Regions from separate parts of the Homo sapiens genome. Here region 2 is linked to region 1. A link is a loop called in an ENCODE intact Hi-C map of the cell type or tissue named here. Cell type or tissue: OCI-LY7. All regions are shown on one strand. Each heading gives the region's core, and the rest is flanking DNA. Links, peaks and the distances in the headings are about the cores only.

Evidence for each region. Hi-C counts contacts between places; a loop is a spot of excess contacts. Peaks named below come from ENCODE experiments on the same cell type or tissue, not always from the same donor. Only the 100,000 strongest peaks of a DNase experiment are listed, where the experiment ranks them.
Region 2: a loop joins it to region 1, with 7 times the contacts of the local background. A loop is called at or near these places in 2 of 110 quality-filtered maps.

Annotation. Positions count from the first base shown.
Region 1 is chr10:114,549,146-114,552,069 of GRCh38, reverse strand. All of the region lies in intron 4 of ABLIM1 (actin binding LIM protein 1), which reads left to right. Among named protein-coding and RNA genes, the nearest start is that of ABLIM1, 110 kb to the left of the region's middle. In OCI-LY7, for the core only: CTCF peaks have their summits at 1,006 and 1,205 (motif pointing left); a DNase peak (open chromatin) is centred at 1,189.
Region 2 is chr10:115,416,693-115,419,616 of GRCh38, reverse strand. All of the region lies in intron 20 of ATRNL1 (attractin like 1), which reads right to left. Among named protein-coding and RNA genes, the nearest start is that of ATRNL1, 320 kb to the right of the region's middle. RefSeq lists a silencer at 1,750-1,849. In OCI-LY7, for the core only: CTCF peaks have their summits at 1,545 and 1,749 (motif pointing right); a DNase peak (open chromatin) is centred at 1,766.

The DNA of each region.
Region 1 (2,924 bases), core at 213-2,712:
TATCTAGGAGGTGCTCTTTGTTGATTTGCTTGATGTGTATCATAGGGATTGGCAGGAAGGAGGCCTAACCTTAGCCTTTATTTGCAGCCCAACCTTACCAGCTGGCTGGTAAGCATTCAGTGAATATTTTTCTATAAAACATGTAGAGTGGCTGTCCCCCATGAGGCACCGTGCAGGGCATGGAGGAGCTCAATGGTATAGATACCACCTGTGAAGTCAGAGAGCTTCCAGTCTGCAAGGCACTTTGACTAGAATGATTGTGAAAACTAAATGGTACCATGTTTACAAAGCCCTCACGTGGTACCTGATTCTAGAAAGCCCTCAGTGCAGAATGATCATAGTGGTGAGGCAGGAAAATAGGGTCTAGAGACTGGGAGCCTAAGGCGAATCTGAAGTTGACTTCTTAGAATTAAATCAAAAGGAAAACTTCAGCCTCTGGTTGGTCATGGGCCAATCTTTCACTTCAGTCTCTGATTGTTTGCAGGTCAAGTTTCCACTTCAGCCTCTGATTGGCCCTGGGCCAGTCCTTCATTTATATAGAGTGTAACTCCACTTCAGCCTCTGATTGGCCATGGGCCAGTCCTTCATTTGTATAGAGTGTAACTCCGCTTCAGCCTCTGATTGGCCGTGGGCCAGTCCTTCATTTGTATAGAGTGTAACTCCGCTTCAGCCTCTGATTGGCTGCAGGCCAAGCCCTCAAGACTTTCTATCCCCTAACAGTGGTCTTTATTTTCAAATTGTGTCTTTGCTTATTTCATAGCTCTGGGATGTCTGGGCACTGAGGTGGTTGTAAAGAGCCCAAGACCTAACTGCTCCTAACCGAGGAAAAAGGGAGTCTATTGAGTGGCTCACATGTACCAAGCATTGTATTATGCAAAACACTTTACAGTGCATGATCTCTTTTCTTCCTGATAGCAGCCTAGGCAATGGCTGTTGTCCGCATTTTACAGATGAAGAAATGAGGGTTCGGAGAGAGTAACTTGCCCGAGTCTTCCTGACACCAATGCCCATGCTGCTCCTACCTTCCCCACACCATCCACCTCCCTGGACCTCACTTTTGGTGCAGCAGAGAGACTGCAAACAGCTCTGTCAACCTCCCTGAGCCCATCCATTGTCATTTGTAGAAATGAAAAGCCATCTCTGAAAGTTGATTTTCTCTTTTAAAAATTCTATTGAACAGCATCTTCCTTATTATTAAAATCTTTGCTGCCACCTAGTGGGAATTATGTAATTAGAAGAATAAAGAAAAATTTCAGTTAGACTTGGATTAAAAAATTGTCCATTTCATCCTGGAAAAGGCAAAACTATGTAGACAGTGAAAAGATCAGTGGTTTCCAGGAGTTAGGAGGAGGGAGGGATGAATAGATGGGGTACAGAGAGTTTTTAGGGTAGTGACACTACTCTGTATGATACTATAAGAGCGGGTACATGTCATTACTACCTTTGTCCAAACTCAGAATGTCCAACATCAAGACTGAACCCTAATGTAAGCTGTGGACTCTGGGCTATCATGATGTGTCAGTGTCAGTTCATCAATTATAACAATGGTTCCACTCTGGTGGGGGATGTTGCTAATGGGGGAGGCTGTGCACGGGGAGGGACTGGGGTTGTATCAGAAATCTCCGTACCTTCTGCTCAATTTTGCTGTGAACCTACACCTGCTCTAAAAGTAGTCTTTTTTTTAAAAAAAACTATCAGTTTTCTTACATCCATACTGTGCTCCTAAACTTTAAAAATTATATTTTTAAACTAATATCGTGGCCTTCCATTTTTATCTTTATAGTAAACTACCAGATGTGAGATTCCTTTTATAAAAATTTTGGTCAGATGTTGGAATTCATATAAACCCCAGCTTTTAAAAAAATGCTTAATCTTTTATGACCATCTAATATACACTCATATGCATATGACCATCTAATACACACTCATATGTGTACTAGATAATGGGCCATACATTAAGAAATTCTAATTTGCAATATTCAGAACTTATATTTTTAAATTTTATAAATAGTCAAATTTTTTACATTATCATGGTTTAAAAATTCAAACAACACAGAGGATGTGAAGTTAAACAGTAAAGTCCTCCTCCAGAGAGGGAAGTTTCTTAAGAATTTTTAATGTTTTCCCCCAGAAATGTTCTATTCTGGGACTAGGACACACACACCATTTTCTTTACTACTTTTTTATGAATGAGCTTATGCTATGCTTACTGTTCTATGGCCTGCTTTTTTTACTTGATCTATTTTGAACATCTTTCCATGCCAGAGCACAAATCTGCCTCGTTCTTTTGAACAGCCCATAGTATTCCATTATCAACTATACTATAATTTATTTAACTGGCCCTTCACTGATGGTCCATATAGCCTATTTCCAGTTTTTGTTATTAGAGAAATGCTGTAGGGAACATATGCATGCACATATGTGCTTTTGCAAATATATTTGTAGAATAAAATCTTAGACATAAAATAATTACTGGATCTCAAGGTTATGTGAACACCCACTGTCCAAGATCGCCAGAAATACACCTGTCATTAAAAAAAAAGAAAAAGAACGGGTTAAACTAGCTGCAGCAAGAGGGAAGCCAGAGGAACTGTGAGCCCACTCTGGGTGCAGTTTGGAGGAGTTTTCACAGCATTTGGGCTTATGCTGGGTAATTTTATTTATTTATTTAATTACTTTATTTATTGAGACGGAGCTTCGTTCTTGTTGCCCAGGCTGGAGTGCAATGGCATGATCTCAGCTCACTGCACCTCTGCCTCCCAGGTTCAAGCAATTCTCCTGCCTCAGCCTCCTGAGTAGCTGGGATTACAGGCGTGCACCACCATGCCCGGCTAATTTTTTGTATTTTGTAGAGACAGGGTTTCACCACATTAGTCAGGCTGGTCTTGAACTCATGACCTCAGGTGATCCATCCGCCTCGGCCT
Region 2 (2,924 bases), core at 293-2,792, 870 kb before region 1:
CTGTTCTTTTTGGGGTTCCATTTCCATGAAATAGCTTTTCCCATCCATTTACTTTCAATCTATGCATGTTGTTTTATACGTAAAGTAAGTCTCCTGTAGGCAGCATAGTTTGGTCATATTTTTCTATCCGTTCAGCCTCTCTTTTAACTGAATAATTTCAACCATTTACATTCAAGGTAGTTATTGATAGGTAAGGGATGACTATCACGATTGTGTAACTTCTTTTTTAGTTGTCTAGATATTTTTTCCTTTTTTCCTCTCTTAAAGGCTTCCTTTGTGGTTATGTGATTCACTCTAGTAATGTGTTTTATTCCTTACTTTTTTAGTGTTATCTATTATAGCTTTTAGCTTTTTCATTACCATGAGACTCACAAAAACATCTTATAGTCATAATAAGTTATTTTAAACCAATAAAAACTTAATTTTGATCGCAAAGGAAAGAAGAAAACAACAAAAATGGTACATTTTAACTCATTATCCTTCCATATTTTGAATTTTGATGTCACAGCTTATATTTTTCATATTGTCTATCTCTTAACAAATTATTGTAGTTTTTTATAGTTTTGTCGTTCATTCTTTATACAAAGATAAATGTGGTTTATACAACAAAATTACAGTATTAGCCTAACAATCAATGTAAGTATTCTTTTCTTTAAGTTTGAAGAGCTCTCTTCAGCATTTTTTGCAGAATTGGTCTGGTGGCCATTAATTCCCTCAGCTTTTGTTTGTCTGCAGAAGTCCTTCTCTCCTTCATTTTTAAAATACACCTTTTCTGCCTATAGTATTCTTGGTTGGCAGGTAGTTTCCTTCCACATTCTGAATATATTGTCACATTCCCTCCTGCCCTGAAAGGTTTCTGCTGAGAAATATGCTGCCAGTTATATTAGATCTCTCTTAAATGTTATTTGCTTCTTTTTTCTCACTTCTTTCTAGACCCTCTCTTAGTCATTGATCTTTGTGAGTTTAATTGTGACATGCCTTGTGGTATTCTTATTGGGATTGAATCTGGTGACCTTTGACTTTGCTATAATTGGGCATTCACATCTTTCCCCAGGCTTGAAAAGTTTTCTGTTATTATTTTTAATAAGTTTTTGGCCCCTTTGTCTCTCAACTCCTTCTTGAATTCTAATAACACAAATGTGTTATTTTGATGTTGTCCCACAGATCTGGTAAGCTTTCTTTGGCCCTTTTCATTCTTTTGGTTCTTTCACCTCTGACTATGTTCTCAAATAGCCTACCTTTGAACTCACTAATTCTTTCTTTTGTTTGATCTATTGTGCTGATGATGCTCTCTATTCCATTTTTATTTCATTCATTGTATTTCATTTCACTCATTCATTTCATTCACCTCCAGGATTTCCATTTGTTTTTATTATTAATATTTCAATCTCTTAAGTTTTGTTCATGTATTTCTGATTGCTTCTCTGAATTTTACTGAAGTTTGAGCTTCAGTAAATTTATTGAACTTTCTAAAAACAGCTATTTTGAATTCTTTGTCTGAAAGACCACATGTCTCCATCACCTTAGGGCCAGTCTCTGGCACCTTATTTTGTCTGTTTGGTGAGATCAGATTTCCCTGAATGATCTTGATGCTTATGGACATGCAACAATGTGTGTGCACTGAGAGATCAGGTGTTTATTCCAGTCTTCCTAGTCTAGTTTTGTTTTTGCTCATCCTTCTTCAGAGGGCCTTCCAGAGTTTCTAAGGGGACTGACTGTTGTGTTCTCTGAGCCCATGACCACTGCAACTCCCTAAACACTAGAGGGCAGTCTAAGCCCATATCTGCCACAAGTCTCAGGAGGGCTCCAAGGTTGGCAGGGCTCTGCAGGGCAGATGGACCTAGGGAAGATCCAAGGAGGGTAACTGGGCTGTGTGGGAAAGCTGGCCAGGAAACCTAGCCCAGAAGACTATCCCAGTGCCCCAGACAATCATGCCTCCCAGGAGGTCTCTGAACAGGTGAGAGATATGTCACCAACTGCAGCAGGAGGGGCCAAATCTGAGGCTGGGTCCCCTCAGGATCTACTGTGGGACAAAGGTTGGATAGCCCACCTCAATTCCTCAGATGGTTGCACATCTCCTAGCAGGTCCCTGCACAGATATGATAGTTACCTGACTACAGTGGGGGGAGCTGGGGGTCAGACTGGATCCCTCAGGATGTGCTGTGAGATGACAACCTGGGTACTACTGAAAGATAAGTTTGGCAAGCCTATCAAGGAGGCTCAGACTCACAATCTGCAGGATATGGGCAAGTCTCCCTCTGGGGTTTTGTGTGAGCAGTTCTGTGCTGGGAACTCAACTGTAGAGGGCTGGAGTCGAGCCACAGGACTACTTCTAGGTTCACTGCAGAGACTGATATCAGTGGGCAAACAAGTCTCTTACACTAGTACACATGATTGCTCCTAGACCCCTTAGAAGATGATTTTAGTTGCAGGCTCAAGGCCAAACAGGGCTGTAGTCAAATCCCTTGGGGATCAGGGCCATTTCTGGGCTTGAACCTGGAAGCAAAATTAATGCATCTATTACCTGGGTGCCAGTCTGCATTCTCAAAACAACCCTCTTTGGGCCTTGGGCTCCAGTGGGCTTTCACACCCTCCTACCTGACTCCTGAGGCTCCTGCCAGTGACTTTTGTCAGTAGATAAGTGCAGAGTTCTTGTTGTTGTGAAGAAATATTAGTAGGTTATCTCCTATTCTGCCATCTTGCTGGTATCACTCTCCCTCAAGTGTTTTCAAAGTGATAATACTGAGATATTGACTTAAAAAGCTCAAGGATACAAACTCATTTCTCTAATATGAAAGTTATAACATTTTCTTTTTTGTTAACAATATTTGGTTTATTCAAATTACATAATCATATATTGAACTGAAAATTACTATAATATATTTACCTTCAACACAGTATAAGTTTTACAAAGGAATGGTTGA